Regions from separate parts of the Homo sapiens genome. Here region 2 is linked to region 1. The links are chromatin loops, found by intact Hi-C in ENCODE. Cell type or tissue: ovary. All regions are shown on one strand. Each heading gives the region's core, and the rest is flanking DNA. Links, peaks and the distances in the headings are about the cores only. Region 1 has its middle 7.0 kb from the start of ITPRIPL2. Region 2 has its middle 14 kb from the start of SYT17.

Region 1 (8,336 bases), core at 163-8,162:
CCCAAGGAAAGTCATGTTGCTGCGGCTGGAAAAAGATGGATGAGATGTTTTGACATGCAGAGATGACAGCTGGCCACCTCTTTTGGATAACTCTCTTAACCTATCTTTGCTTCTATCTCCCGATCTATAAAATGGAGTGCTACCAACAGAGTGGTTTATTTTTCCCCTGGCAGATATAGTGGTATGCTATCTCCAACTATACAAATAATGGCAATGCTCTAGGTCAGAGTTAGCAAACACTATTTTTTTTTTTTTTAAAGAAATAGGTCTTGCTCTGTTGCCTAGCCTGGAGCACAGTAGCACAATCACAGCTCACTGCAGCCTTGAGTTTCTGGGTTCAAGGGATCCTCCTGCCTCAGCCTTCCAAGTAGTTGGAATTACAGGCATGCACCACCACACCTAGCTAATTTTTAAATTTTTTGTAGACATGGGGTCTCACTATGTTGCCCAGGCTGGTCTTGAACTCCTGGCCTCAAGCGATCCTCCTGCCTTGGCTTCCCAAAGTGCTGGGATTACAGGCATGAGCCACCGTGCCTGGCCTGGCTCACACTTTTTGTAAAGGGCCACAGAGTAAATATTTTAGGCTTGGGTGTCATAAAATCTCTACTATAACTACTCAGGTCCACTGCTGTAGCCCCAAATAGCTGGGTTTGGGGCTGTTGCTTGGCAAACTTCGGCTTGCATTAGGTTGGTGCAAAAATAATTGCGGTTTTTGCCATGACTTTTGTTACTAATAGCTGCATTCCTCTACCTCTGTCTTTTTTTTTTTTTTTTTTTTTTTTTTTTTGAGACGTAGTTTTGCTCATGTTGCCCAGGCTGGAGTGCAATGGCATGATCTCGGCTCACCGCAAGCTCCGCCTCCCAAGTTCAAGCGATTCTCCTGCCTCAGCTTCCCGAGTAGCTGGGATTACAGGCATGTGCCACCACGCCCAGCTAATGTTGTATTTTTAGTAGAGATGGGGTTTCTCCAGGTTAGTCAGGCCAGTCTTGAACTCACGACCACAGGTGATCCACCCGCCTCGGCCTCCCGAAGTGCTGGGATTACAGAAGTAAGCCACTGGACCCAGCTACCTCTGTCTTTATTTGGCCTTCTTCCCTGTGCATATTTCTAGGTCTTTGTATCCAAATCTTCCCCTCCTTTTTCATATAAGGACACTATTCATTGAATTTAGGGCCCACCCTAATCCATCTTAACTTGATGACCTCTACAAAGACCCAAATAAGGTCACCTGCACATGTCCAGGAGTTAGGATTTGAACTTACCTTTTAGGGAGACACAATCAACCCACTACAGCAGCTAGAGATGATCTGTCAGTGAGTGGATAGGGCTGTTCCCATCAAATTTATTTATGGATGCTGAAATTTGAATTTTGTAAGATTTTCGTGTGCCATGAAATACACTTCTTTTGATTTTTTTCAACCGTTTAAAAATATAAAAACCTGCTGGGCACAACGGTTCATGCCTGTAATCCCAGCACTTTGGGAGGCCAAGGCAGGAGGATTGCTTGAGCCCAGGAGTTCAAGACCAGCCTAGGCAACACAGTGAGACCCTGTCTCTAGAAAAAAACAAAACAAAACAAAAAAACTAGCTGGGTGTGTTGGTGCACACCTGTAGTCCCAGCTACTCAGGAAGCTAAGACAGGAGGATCATTTGAGTCTAAGATGTCGAGGCTGCTGTGAGCTGTGAACTATGATCATGCCACTGCATTCCAGCCTGGACAACAGAACGAGACCCTAACTCTAAAAAAATATAAAAACTAATCTCAGCTCGAGGGTCATACAAACACGCTCAATGTACCTGGAGGCTACTGTCACAAAATACCACAAACCAGGTGGTTTAAGCAACAGAAGTGTATTCTTTCAGAGTTCTCAAAAGCAGGAATCTGAAAGGGTGTCTGCAGGGCTGTGCTCCCTTTTGAGGCCCCAGGGGAGAACCCCTCCTTGCCTCTTACAGCTTCCGGTGGCTCCAGGCGCCCCTTGGCTTGTGGCTATCTGACTCCCATCTCTGCCTACATCTTGCATGGCCTTCTCCTTTTCTGTTTCTTTTCTTTTCTTTTTTTGAAACAGGTTCTCATTCTGTCACCCAGGCTGGGCTGGAGTACAGTGGGTGATCATGGCTCTCCACATCCTTGACCTCACCTCCTGGGCTCAAATGATCCTCCTGCCTTAGCCTCCTTGAATAGCTGTGACTACGGTGTGCACCACCACACCCAGCTAATTTTTTATTTTTTGTAGAGATGGGGTCTCACTCACTGTGTTGCCCAGGCTGCTCTTGAACTCCTGGACTCAAGCAATCCTCCTGTCTCGGCCTCCCAAAGAGCTAGGATTACAAGTGTGAGCCACCGTGCCTGGCCTTCTGTTTCTTATAAGGACACCTGTCATTGGATTTAGAAGACACTGGGGTTATCCCATTGATCTCAACTGGAGATCTGTAATTTAAGGATCCTTAATTTAAAGATTCTTAAATCATGTCTACAAAGACGCTTTTTTTCAAAGAAGGTCACATTCACAGGTTCTAGAGGTTAGGATGAAAACATATATTTGGGAGGACCATAATTCATCCCCGCTACACCGAGTAAATGACGTATTACTATTGCTATTTTTCCTGCCTGTAATCTGTTTCCATAGGTCATTTCCTCTAAAGGGCTCAAGGTACAGGCCTCAGAACTTTGCACTTGGCAAATCTACTATATGTGTCAGAGCAAATACAAATGTATTCATTCATTAATTTACTGCTCATATTTGTGGGTTCTTAACATGTGCTAGGCCAAGGGAAATGTGAAGGAAAACACAGGGCTTTGAGCTTACAGACGAAAATGGTACATACACAGTGTGTAGGTGGATTAAGAAAATTGTCACCGTTGGCCGGGCACAGTGGCTCATGCCTGTAATCCTAGCACTTTGGGAAGCCAAGGCAGGCAGATTGTCTGAGCTCAGGAATTCGTGACTAGCCTGGGCAACATGGCGAAACCCCGTCTCTACTAAAAATACAAAAAATTAGCTGGGCATGGTGTCACACGCCTGTAATCCCAGCTACTCAGGAGGCTGAGGCACGAGAATTGCTTGAACCTGGGGGGCGGAGGTTGCAATGAGCCGAAATCGTGCCACTGCACTCCAACCTGGGCAACAGAGTGTGACACACACCTGTAGTACCACCTACCCATGAGGCTGAGGTGGGAGGTTCACTTGAGCCCAGGAGGTTGAGGCTGCAGTGAGTCATGATTGCGTCATTGCATTCCAGCCTGGGCCACAGAGCAAGACCCGGTCTGAAAACAAACCAAAAAAAAAAGGAACCAAAAACCAAAACTCCTTTAGCATTTAATATTTGACAAAGGTCACTCCTATGGCTTTTGTTTTCAATAGCTTAGCAAGTATATATACAGACACTCCTCCCAGAGTTTCTGATGTCTTGGAGGTGTGTCTCACAGAGGATGAATGTGAGCACTGATGAGAGGAAAAGAGGGAGAAGTGATTCATTTCCCACAGTGGGAGCAGGGGGAGCTCATGGACAGGTAACATGTAACCAGGTTTTGAAGGACAGGAAACGATAGCCCATTTGATGCCTGTATCACACGCCTCCTAGATGTGGCGATTCCTCAGCAGTATCTCTTGAAATGCTCAGAACAAGCCCAATGAGGCAGGTGCTGTTATTATTGCCATTCACATATGAGAAAAGTGAGGACCAGCCTGGCCAACATAGTGAAACCCTGTCTCTACTAAAAATACAAAAAATTAGCTGGGCGTGGTGGTGCACACCTGTAATCCTAGCTGCTCGGGAGGCTGAGGTAGGAGAATCACTTGAACCCAGGAGGCAGAGGTTGCAGCAGGCCGGGATCGCTCACACCAGCCCGGGTGACAGTGCGAGACTCCGTCTCAAAGAAAAGAAAAAAGAAAAGTGAGGCTGAGAGAGGTTAAGTAACTTATTAGAAAACACTGCAGGGGCCGGGCGCAATGGCTCATGCCTGTAATCCCAGCACTTTGGGAGGCCAAGGTGGGTGGATCACTTGGGGTCATGAGTTTGAGAACAGCCTGGCCAACATGGTGAAACCCTGTCTCTACTAAAGATATAAAAATTAGCTGGGCATGGTGGCACATGCCTGTAATCCCAGCTACTCAGGAGGCTGAGGCGTGAGAATCACTTGAACCCAGGAGGTGGAGGTTGCAGTGAGCCAAGATCGTGCCACTGCACTTTAGCCTGGATGACAGAGCAAGACTCCATCTCAAAATAAATAAATAAAAATAAAAATCACACTCCAGCCTGAGCAACATAGTGAGACCCTGTCATAAAAAAAAAAAAATTAGCTGGGTGTGGTGGTGTATGCCTATTGTCCCAGCTGATCAGGAGGCTGAGGCAGGAGGATCACTTGGGCCTGGGAGGTTGAGGCTGCAGTGAGCCTGATGATTGCACCACTGCACTTCAGCCTGGGTGAGAGGGAGAGACCTGTCTCCAAAAAGTCACACAGCTGGCAAGTCTGACTACAGAGCTGGACTCTTCGTCCCTGTACTTCACTCTTTTACATTGTAAAGGGCTTAATAGGACAGAAAGGAAAAGAGCAGTGTAGTTTATGTTCATGTATATTTCCCTAACCAGATGATGAGGCTCTTGAAGTCAGGGACTTTGCCATATTCATTTTGGTATCCCGAGTAGCCTACGCCATGCCTGGTACTTTACAGAGATTTGTTGAATGAATGAATGAATGAATGAATGAATAGGATTTTGACCAGCAGAAATTCAAGGAGACCATTCCAGGTAATACAAACAAAATGTGCATATGCTTGTGGTCAAGGAGCATGTGACCGCTTGGGGGAACAGGACATCAGTCCTATTGTTACGGAAGTGTAGAATTTTTGAATGGACACCGTGGTTGCACTTACTAGCCATTCATTTCAGCTTTCCTCTAGGGAGCTTCTACAGCAGGAGCTGGGAAGCAAAACACATTCCCACATTTCCTGGCATGAAGACAGGAGCCACCCGAGACACCCGCTTTGCTAGTGTGGCTGGCAGCAGAGGTGGGGTGGTTCTGAAACTCCGCAGCTGGAGCAGGGGCCCTGGTTCTGCAGGCAGCTTCCTGGTGGGGACAGAGGCGGCGGCTTCCTTGGTGGCCCAGTTTCTGCTCTGTGGCTTAAGAGTTATTTCTGGAAGTTCCGCTCAGATTCCTTTACTGCAGCCTTCCCAGTGATTCTCAGACTCTCTGTGATAAATGACCTGTTGCTGGTTTGTTATTTAAAATTTCCTGTTGGTTCTACTCTGCAAGACTATCACATAGCTCATGTCATGTGCAATTCACAGACAACTTAGACTTTTGACGATTATTTTATTAAAAATCTGCTTTTGGCCAGGTGAGGTGGCTGGCGCCTGTAATCTCAGGACTTTGGGAGGCCAAGGTGGGAGTATTGCTTGAGACCAGGAATTCGAGATCAGTCTGGGCAAAAGAGCAAGATCCCATCTCTACACAAAAAAAAATTGTTAATCACCTTGCATGTTCAATATTTGACCAGGCCTATCTTTATTTAGAGATTATCCACACTGACCTGTGCCTAGAAAGATGAGCCTGTCAGTCACACTCTTGTAAATGTCACAGCAATGTCAAGTTGATGCAGATGTTTCTAAACACTCTCAAGGGACTGGACCAGGACCACCAGTAACAAGGGAGCCCAATGCACAACTTTGCCAACAATGCCACCCAGTACTGAATGGCAACCAAGCAACCCATGCCGATCTCTCTTGGGGAGTCTGAATGAATGGGACACAGAAGCCCTGAGGAAGGAGAATTCAGAATTAAGCAGAAGCCGTAAATCAGCAGAAGCTATAGAGTAGGCAAAGGCCAGGGGGCAATGGCAACCTCGGTGGGTCAGGGGAGAGTAGGAAGAAGCAAGGTGACCAAACAGCTGAGTCCAAGAATGTTGGGCTATCGGAGTTGATTTGGGGGCACAAAAGCTGCCGTGGGGCCTGAATGACCTTACAGCTCTTTTTTCTGGCTTGAGTAAGTAGTGCTGTCTGGGTTCCCTGTGATCCTTCTAACAATCCCTGCTGGAGTCTGAGATCGTCCGAATGTGTCTCTTCCTTGCCACCCAGACTGGTTGGATGGTGGCAGCATGGGGTGGGGAGGCTCTTCAGCCCAGATCCTCAGAAAACAGAACCTAAGGGTATGGCTTGCCTATGAGTGTTTTATGGGGAGTGGTTCAAGCCCAAGGAAGCTTTGCAGCAAACACAGCTGGTTCCTCCATCCCCTTCAAAGAGGCTGCACAGAGCCTCTTAATCTCTAAACAGTTGGGGAGAAAAAAGGGCAAACAATTGAGCTGATGATTCTTCCCATCTCCTGTCTCTTGTTGGTCAAAGGATACCCACAGGATATTTACTGCCCCCACTCCGGGCCTTGTCATCGGCTGATGCAGAAGCCAGCGTCCCTGAAAGTCCCTGCCTGTACATGTGGGTGGTCTCTCCTTATCGGTCAGCACCACACAAAGAGGTCCTTAGTCTGTGGCAGGAGTGGCAGCAGCCAGTTCTTTCCAGCTGTGAAAATAGAATGATCCCTTGCTAGAGCTGCGCTTGTTAAGAAACAAGGCAGGCCAGGTACGATGGTTCACACCTGGAATCCCAACACTTTGGGAGACAGAGGCGGGAAGATCACTTGAATCCAGGAATTTGAGGCTAGCCTGGACAACATAGTGAGACCCTGTCTCTACAAAAAATTATTTTAAAAAAATTAGCCAGGCGAGGTGGTGTACACTTGTAGTCCCAGCTACTCAGTGGCTGAGGTGGGAGGATTGCTTGAGCCCTGGGAGGCTGCGGCTGCAGTGAGCCCTAATCATGCCACTGCACACCAGCCTAGGCAACAGAACAAGACCCTGCCTCAAAACACACACACACAGAGACACACACACAGACACACACACACACACATGAAACAAGGCAAGTGGCTGAGGCCCAGGAGTGCAGATGGGGCCAAATGGATCTGGGGTGACCCATAAGCTGGGTCTGGTACAAAAGGCTTCCTGGAAGAGATGTCTGCTAAGCTGATTTTGGAGGATGAATTGATCGTTGTTAGATAAAGAGATGGAGAAGGACATCCTGGGCAGAAGTCACGTCATGCATGGAATCCTGGAGAAATGAAAGACCATGGTTTGAAATGCAGTGGGTCTGAAGTTTGGGACTGGAGAAAGCAATACTGAGAGATGAGACTGGAGAGTGTGCCACAAGGCAGGCCACGATGGACTCTGTGTACCATGTTGTTTGGTTAGGATGCTCTTGTCTGCAAGTAACAGAAGGCCCTCACTCTTCTAATTTAAACAACAAAGACATGTTACAACCTTACCTAACTGGACATCTGGAGGTGGAGTGGCTCCAGGCTTGCTTATTAAATGGCTCAACCATGATGTCAAGTTCCTTCCATCTTTCTGCTCTGATATCTTCAGACTAACTTTCCTCCTGGTTACACAGTGACAGCCATGGATCTAGGCATCACATCCAGACATAGCAACATCCATCAGAAAATGGACCTAGCACCATGCCTGGTACTTTATTGAGTTGACTCTCTTTTTTTAGCGGGATCTCTATTTTACAGCAAGGAAATCTTTTGCAGAAATCTCGTAACTTAGACACATGACCACATATAACAGCAAAGGAGGCTGGGAAATATACTCATTATCCTAGATTCTACGTGTCTTGCTAAACATAAGTGTTTCATTACTGTAAGAAAGAAAGAGAATAAATATTGGGGGACACTCATCACCCTTTGCCATAGTAGGCAACCAACAGTATCTGCTCCATGAGCCACTGTTGGATCAGTCCCATGCTAATTGTGATTTCTAATTAAGTGTATTTTCAAATATATTATAAGTTGCTTTGAGAGCAGGGTCCATGTCTGTCTTATAGGTACTCAATTACCTATAAGACCAACAGAACAAAAGAAGGAATGAATCTTATTTCAGTAGTCCAGCAAAGTAGCCCTGGATTGCTAAAGAACCTTTCATTAGAAAAATGCTCTTCCGGCTAGGCACGGTGCCTCACACCTATAATCCCAGCACTTTGGGAGGCCAAGGTGGGCGGATCACCTGAAGTCGGGAGTTTGAGACCAGCCTGACCAACTTGGAGAAATCCCATATCTACTAAAAATACAAAATTAGCTGGATGCAGTGGTGCATGTCTGTAATCCCAGCCACTTGGGATGCTGAGGCAGGAGAATCACTTGAACCCAGGAGGGAGAGGTTGCAGTGAGTGGAGATTGTGCCATTGCACTCCAGCCTGGTCAATGAGAGTTAAACTCTGTCTGAAAAAAAAAAAATGAAAAGAAAAGAAAGAAAGAAAAATGCTCTTCCCTGGTCTCTATTTTAGA
Region 2 (8,336 bases), core at 114-8,113, 47 kb before region 1:
TCCATGTGTACCCAGTGTTTAGCTCCCACTTATAAGTAAGAACATTCTGTGTTTGGTTTTCTGTTTCTGCATTAATTCACTTAGGATAATGGCCCCCAGCTGCATCCCTATTGCTGCCGAGGATGTTATTTTATTCTTTTTGTGGCTGCATAGTATTCTGTGGTGTATATTTCCCACACTTTCTTTTTCAATCCACCACTGATGGGCACTTAGGTTGATCCCCTGTCTTAACTACTGTAAATAGCGCTGCCATGAAGATACGAGTGCCTTTTCGGTAGAATGATTTATTTTCCTTTGGGTATATACCCAGTAATGGGATTGCTGGGAGTTTCTGCATTGCTTACAAGCTCTATGTGATGCTGATGCTGCTAGTCCACAGACCACAGATTAAGTAGCAAGGATCTAGAATAGATGCATTTACCCCTGCACACACATGAGGGCTCAGCCCACTTCCATAGGGAGCATGAAAAGGACCAGAAGGCAGACAGACCCTGTCCCAAAGCAGGTGGGACACAGTTGAAAGAATGTGGAGTCACAGAGACCTCAGTTCAAATAGGGACTATGTTGCTCACCAGTTTTCTGAGCCTCGGTTTCTTCATCAGTAAGTGGGCATGTAATCTGCTTTCCTGGGACGTATGACATGCAAGATGAAGTGAAGGAGTTGGAAGCTGCTGGCATAGTGTCTGGCATGTGGTACCCACTCTGCCATGTAGTTCCCCTTCCTCTGAATGATCAGGTCTCATGTGATGGTCTGGGGCCTGTCATGATTGAGGGCACCCATTAGTCATGCCAACACCAACATTAACAAGGTGTTCTGTCTTTCTCTCCTTCTGCCTTGACCAACTGCCTGCCTTCTAGAGCCCTGTTATCTAGCAGAAAATGCAAGGTACCCACCAAAGTCCATCTTCCTTTCTCTTATGGAAATAGAGTTATGGCTGGGCATGTAGCTGCCCAGCTAGAATCTACATGACTTACTGATGTACCTGAGTTTCTGATAGATCTGGACTCAGGAGCTCAAACCATGAAGCTGGTTCTCTGCCTCTCCACTTCTCATTTTTCCTTTGGCCTATCTACACAAATCTCCAAAATGTGTTCCCAGCCCGGATGCCTTCTCTGAACTCCAAGGCACCATATATAACTGCCGTTTCTTCTCCAGCTGCATGTTTAAGAAAGGATTTTCAAATTATGCTTAAACACAGTTTCTCACTTTTTTTTGTAAATACAGTTTTATTGGGAACACACATTTTCTACGGGAGTTTTCATGCAGCAGTGGCAGGGTTGAGTTGTTGTGACAGAGACTGTATGGCTTGCAAAGCCCAAAATATTTGCTATCTGACCCTTTACAGAAAAAAAAAATTCCAACCCCTGTCTAAGAAGCATAACAAGTTTTGTATTCCAAGACCAAATTTCTCACCTGCCCCTTAATCCCCTAAACCTGCTTCTTCCACTGTCTTCCCTCTCCAAGTTACTCAAGTCAGAACCCTTGGAGCCATCCTTGAGATATAGATATAAAAATATAGATATAGATTCTCTTGTACCCTACACCCAATCAGAAAAGCCCTGTTAAATCTTGTCCTCTTTACATTCCAAATATACCCAGAATCTGACAATTTATCATCATTTCCCATGAGGTCCCATGAGAGATGTTGAGGTCCCATTATCTTTCCCCTGGATTATTTCAGTAGCTTCCTAACTGGACTCTCCATTTTCTCCATCACCAACTCCTACCTGATACTCTATTCTCAACCAGCAGCCCACATGAGCTGTAGAAACAGTAAGTCATACTATGTCATTCCTCTACTCAAAGCCCTTCAGTAAATTTACTTTAACTGAGTAATTTACTCAGTTAAAGTAAAGTCAAAAAGATTCCACATAACCTGGCCCTCCATCATCTACCTCTTTGTTCTCATCTTTACTACCATCCCCTCACTCCATTCCAGCCACACCAGCCTCCTTGCTGTTCCTCGAGCACCAGGCAAGCTCCCAGCCCAGGGCCTCTGCACTTGAACTTTCTGCCTGTTTCACTCACCCCTCTGAAATCCCCCATGGCTCACTCCTTCATCTCTATAACAGGCAGCTTTTAAGATGGCCCACAGTGATCCTCCTCCTGGTATTAACACCCCTGTGTAATCTCCTCCCATTGAGTGTGGGCAGGACCTATCACAGGTGATGGATGTCACTTCTGTGATTAGGCTACGTAAGGCAGTAACTTCTGTCTTGGCAGCAGATTCCCTCCCTTGCTGGCTTTGGGGAAGCAAGTTGGCATGTTGGAGAGACCCACATGGCAAAGAAATGAGGGTGTCTAGCTAGGAACTGAGACCCTCAATCCAGCAGACCTAGAGGAACTGAAATTCTGTGAACAACCACGTGAGCTTGGAAGCTGATCCTTCCCTCATTGAGCCTTCAGATAAGAACACAGCCCAGCCAGCACCTTGATTAAAGACTTGTGAGAGATCCTAAAGTAGAAGATTGAGCTAAGCTATGCCCAACTCCTGGACCACAGAAACTGTAAGTTAATAAATATCTGTTCTTTTAGCAGCTAAATGTATGGTAATTTGTTAAACAGCATTAAATAATACTTGACCTTCTCAGTCCAATCTTCTTTGACTTTTCTCTTTAAAATAGCAACCTTTATTCTTGCCTAGGAGCTCCCAGTTCCCCTGCTTTGCCTAATTTTTCTCCATAATACATATCACCATGTGACATATCATATAAAAATATATTTTTTATATTTTTTTGTAGTATGTTTCATCAACTAGAAGTAAACTCTTTGAGCACAGGGGTTTTATTTCTTCCACAGTTGAATCACTAATATCTAGAACAGTGCCTAACATGTAGAAGCTACCCAATAATATTGTCAGATGAATGAATGAATCAATGAATGAATGAATTCTGTTGACAGTCTCCTTCCACAAAAGTGGACAAATTGCACTAATGGATGTCAGCTCTACAATTTCTTAGCACAGCAATCCCAATGAGAAAAGATATTTTTGCAGACATCCATCTATATCTATCCAGAAAAAACCCAATTGGCCCTACTTGGGTCTTGTCCCTCTTTGTTAAGAGAAACATGGGAAAATGTCCTAAGTAAAGCCTGAGATCTTCTGACACTCCCATAACAATTTTGCCTTCTCAAGAGTAGCAGAAGAGTTTTAACACTTTATCCATTGTTCTCAAATAAGGCTCAATGAGGCCTACCTATGTACTATTCCAGGAAGAGCTTGTTTCTCTAGGTGAGGAAGAATTCAGTATTGTCTAAAGAGCCATCACTCTGCACAAAGATTTACATGCCAATGTTCACAACAGCATTATTCATAATTGTCAACAAGTGGAAACAATCCAGAAGTCCATTGATAGGCTAATGGATAAACAAAATGTGGTATAGTCATACAATGGAACGCTTTTCTGCAATAAAAGGGAAGGAACTACTAATGCATGCTACAACTTAGATTACCTGAAACACATCATACTAAGTGAAAGAAGCCAGCTGCACCACTGCCCCCGCCTCGAAAAATAAAAATTAAGAAAACCCGCACATATTGTATGGCTCCATTTATATGAAATGTCCAGAAAAGGGAAATCTATAAAGACACAAGATAAACTAGTGGTTTCCCAGGGCTGGGAATGGGAAATGGGGAATGAATGTAGACAGCACAAAAGATTGGGGGGATAGCGGTGGTGATGGAAACGTTCCAAAACTGTACTATGGTGATGGTTGCATGACTTTGTGAATCAATGTAGATCATTAAATTGTGCACTTAAAATGGGCGAATTTTATGGTATGTAAATTATATGTCAACAAAGGTGTTTTTAAAAAGAAAAAAATGAAAAGCTCTTGCTAAATTTTTTTTAATTCTATGTTGAAAGGATCCTCTGTCAAATTGTCTTTGAGAATTATGCTTCCTTCCTTTTTAGATGTTTCTATGAAAGATCAATGTAAAAGGTCCCTTCAGTGTCTCAAAAATATAAATGAAGTTTATAAATAAATTAATGAATACTTCCAAATGGCCTGATTTCTGCCTTGTGTAAGGCAATAAAAGGGGCCATAACATTCTGACTTTTGAAATGATTTTCTGTTCATGTTTGCAGAGCCATCGTTGTCTGACCTCATCACTGAGTGAACTGCACCAGCTCCAAGGACCATTGCCCATCAAAGCAACTGACAAATGCCACATTCACATAGAAAACAGGAATAGTGAAAGCAAAGTCTTGCATTGTGACTACTGGGGATTGAGGAAGAGTAAAATGCTCTGATTCGCCTGTCTTGTAGTGACCTGCAATTTCCATTTCAATGCAATCAAAGGAGGATGGAGGTAATCTCAACTTTGGTAGCCCTTAAAGTGCTACCCTGGATCAATGGCAGGTGCAAAGGAGGATGTAGCACTGCAATTGGCCCAGCCTGTGTCACGTGTCCGTGCCTATGGCGAGGGGTAGTGCACCAAGATTTGTAGCCCCACTAGAAACATGTAGAACAAGAGATGGATAGTTCCCACAAAAGGAAATAAAATGATGAGACAGAAACATCAGGTAACTTATGTTATTCCAATGTGCAGAAAAATCATAATGGGGCAAGATACTCTGGGGATAAGGGCAGTTGGTATTGTAAGTGACAGTTTAACAGATGCTCATGGGGCAGTGCCCTGGTTATAGCAAGACCTCTGGTTAAAGTGAGCCTTGTACCCATCCAAGTCTTCTGTCTCCATTCAAGGGGACATACACGTGTTGAGGACTCTGGGAGGGCATGTGTTGCAAAGGTGATGGTCCCTGGATGACCCACATGGTAGGCAGCTCAACGCCAGTTCCCTTCCACTTCTCAGACTTACGCTTGTGCAGATCTGGCTACAAAAAATTAGCAGGATCCTGTGCAAGAAGAAAATTCAAGACCCCTAATTCAAAATTATTAAGGTTTGCAAGATGACCACAGCAATGCATCAAACCAAGTAGGGGATCCCTCTGAGCACTGGACTTGCGCCATTGCCCAGGTCCTGTGCTCACATCACCAGTCCTGTCCTCATGACATAAATTTCTTCCTCCTTGTCCCACCTAGGGGACAACAGTACCTTCTCCCCTCCTCCTCTGAGTCACTCCTGCACTACCTCTTCCTTCATCCACAGCACACCCGCTTACACAGAATTAAGAACTAAAATCGGAAACAAAAAAAAACAAAAGATCAAGACAGCCACTTCCCTCTGCAAGTTTAAATCCAAATATCTTTGAGGCTAGAGAACTCTGTGAGGAAAAGAAATTCACATGTTTAAGAGTTTATTCTTTAGCTGGGCATTGTGGGGTGCATCTGCAGTCCCAGCTACTCGGGGGCTGAGGCAGGAGGATGGCTTGAGCCTGGGAGTTGAAGGCTGCAGTGAGCTATGGTGCCACCACTGTACTCCAGCCTAGGTAACAGAGTCAGACTCTGTCTCTCAAAAACTTAAAAATTAAATTTAAATAAATAGTATATTCTTAAAGTGTCTCATGGTGTTTACTCTCATCCTTGCCCAGAAATAACTCCAGTATTCTTTGTGGGACTTGGGTGGAAGACAATGAAGAGAGTAGCATCCAGGATGGAGCCCCAATCACAAGGGCTGCCACCACTTCGTGGTGTTTAATAATAACGATTTTTGCTGGGCACGGTGGCTCACGCCCATAGTCCTAGCACCTTGGGAGGCCGTGGTGGGTGGGTCACTTGAGCTCAGAATTTGAGACCATCCTGGGCAACATGGCAAAATCCCATCTCCAAAAAATACAAAAATTCGCCGGGCATGGTGGCATGCAACTGTAGTCCCAGCTACTCAGGAGGCTGAGGTGGGAGGATGGCTTGAGCCCAGGAGGCAGAGGTTGCAGTGAGCCAAGATCGTGCCACTGCACTCCAGCGTGGGCAACAGAGTGAGACCCTGTCTCAAAACAAAACAAAGCAAAACCAATTTTCGTCTATTGAACCCTTACTATTTGACAAAACACTGCCTTAAGATTTTTGCATATAGGTATGCCTTTCCATTCTCACACCAACTCTGCAAGCCAGGCACAGAGACAGAAAAAAACTACTATTCCCGTTTAAAAAAAAAAAAAAAATGAGGCCAGACGGCTAGTAAGTGACAGAGTAGGATTTGAATCCAGATCTGACAGAGGGTTTCTGCTACACCAAAAAACATTTGATCATTCTATTTATTTTGTTTGTTCAGTTTGGGGTTTTCTTTGAGACAGGGTCTCACTCTGTCACTCAGGCTGGAGTGCAGTTGTGCAATCACAGCTCACTACAGCCTCAACTTGTCAGACTCAAGCAATCCTCCTGCCTCAGCCTCCCAAGTAGCTGGGACTATAGGTTTATGCCACCAAACCTGGTTGGGTTTTTTGTTGTTGTTGTTTTTGTTTTTGTTTTGTCAAGACAGGGTCTTGCTATATTGCACAGGCTGGTCTCAAACTCCTGGACTCAAGTGATCCTCTCACCTCAGCCTCCCAAAGTGCTGGGATTATAGGAGTGATCCACCTCTCCTGGCCTGATCATTCTATTTCTAACCCCTGAAGTCTCAACACAGGGCAAATGAAGACACTATATCTTGAGCTGCATTTTGATTCCTTTTGCAATAGTCAAATTATGTTAAAATTGATGAACCTTGAAAGTTATCATGAAAAAAATGTCAAAGATAGGCCAACCAAGGCATTTTTGGTGGGGCTCAGTGTCAAAGCCTAACTGATTCCCCATTGTTCTAGATATCTGTGGGTTCAGAGTTAAGACCAATGAAGCTCAAGCCACTCATCTTAGTGAATAAGCCAAACAGGAGATCAGTAAAAATGAAGAAGCATAAACCATCCTTCAGAGACAGGATGGGTCAGAAATCGTTTTAGGTCACTGGAGAAGAGAATGCACTAAAATAGAGGAAACTTTCCCAGGTCTTCCTAAAACGTTGCTTGGATCATTTATTCCACAAGGTGCAATGAGCATGAATTTCTATGAGCCAGCACTGCCCTGGGGGCAGGATATGGAGAATACAAACCATGCCACTGCTCAGCTCAGAAGTTTCCAAGCACTGGCCAGGCACAGTGCCTCATGCCTGTAATCCCAGCACTTCAGGAGGCCAAGGCAGGAAGATTGCTTGAGACTAGGAGTTTAACTTCCCTGGGCAACATAGAGAGACCAAGTCTCTACAAAAAAAAAAGAAGAAAAAAAAAAGAAAGAAGGAAAAAAAAAGAAAAAAAAGCTGGCATGGTGGCAGGCACCTGTAATCCCAGCTATTTGGGAGGCTGAGGAGGGAGAATTGCTTAAGCCCAGGAGGTTAAGCCTGCAGTGAACTGTGATTGTGCCACTGCACTCCAGCCCGGATGACAGGGCAAGACCCCGTCTCAAAATTTAAAAAAGAAGCTTTCATGCTCCCATTGCCCAGCATTCACGGCTTTGTAGGCTTCACCCCTCTGGTAGAGGGCCTGTATACCATGCACGGAAACCGGGAGAAGGGGAAGGATGATAAAGAGAGAGCTGAATTAAAAGAGCGGTGTTGGGCTTTCGGAAGGGGGAAGTGTCTCCTGACTGTCATACCCTGAGTTAATAGTGACTCTGTGGGGCCGGGCTGTGGCTCACGCCTGTAATCCCAGCACTTTGTGAGGCAGAGGTGGGCGGATCACGAGGTCAGGAGTTTGAGACCAGCCTGGCCAACATGGTGAAACCCCATCTCTACTGAAAATACAAAAATTAGCTGGGCATGGTGCGTGCACATGTAATCCCAGCTACTCCGGAGGCTGAGGCAGGAGAATCATTTAAACCTGGGAGGCAGAGGTTGCAGTGAGCCGAGATCGTGCCACTGCACTCCAGCCTGGGCGACAGAGCAAGACTCCGTCTTGGAGAAAAAAACAAAACAAAACAAAACAGTGACTCTTTGTGGTTGGGCTGTCTTCACTGATGGACCACATTTTGCCTCCCTGACCACCAGACCTCCCTGATGAGGAGAGTGGATCCCCCACCACAGTCTCAGAAAGAATGGCATCCAACACCCAAGTGCATACCCTTCAATCTTCACATTGGAGTAAGTTCAGCCAAAAACTGTAAGCCTTTCCCCTGGATCTGGAGTGACCCAGAGAGACATTTCCTGCCTCTCAATTCCCACCTCCAAAGAAAATGCTGCAGTGAGTAACCGTGTAGTTAGTAAATGGGGCTGGTCCCCTTGATTGCAAGTTGACTCTAATGCTGTCAGTTCAGCCAGCTTCTTCGAGAAAGCCATGTCTACCCCCACCTAACTGCCTATCAGGTCTTACTTGGGATCCTTATAGGTATATCTGAGCCTCCTACCAACCCCTCCCCTGCAAACCCAAGCCTTATAAGGCACAGACCCTTTCTAGTCTCAGACAGA

Evidence for each region. A loop is a pair of places that touch in the nucleus more often than their neighbours do. Peaks named below come from ENCODE experiments on the same cell type or tissue, not always from the same donor. Only the 100,000 strongest peaks of a DNase experiment are listed, where the experiment ranks them.
Region 2: it touches region 1 in a loop (1.9-fold over the local background); 13 of 110 quality-filtered maps call a loop at or near these places.

What each region holds. Positions count from the first base shown.
Region 1 is chr16:19,102,845-19,111,180 of GRCh38, reverse strand. No RefSeq gene overlaps it. Among named protein-coding and RNA genes, the nearest start is that of ITPRIPL2, 7.0 kb to the left of the region's middle. RefSeq lists enhancers at 2,079-2,168, 3,317-3,416, 4,494-5,352. In ovary, for the core only: no CTCF peak of the experiment used is centred there; DNase peaks (open chromatin) are centred at 3,201 and 5,068.
Region 2 is chr16:19,150,160-19,158,495 of GRCh38, reverse strand. No RefSeq gene overlaps it. Among named protein-coding and RNA genes, the nearest start is that of SYT17, 14 kb to the left of the region's middle. In ovary, for the core only: no CTCF peak of the experiment used is centred there; no DNase peak of the experiment used is centred there.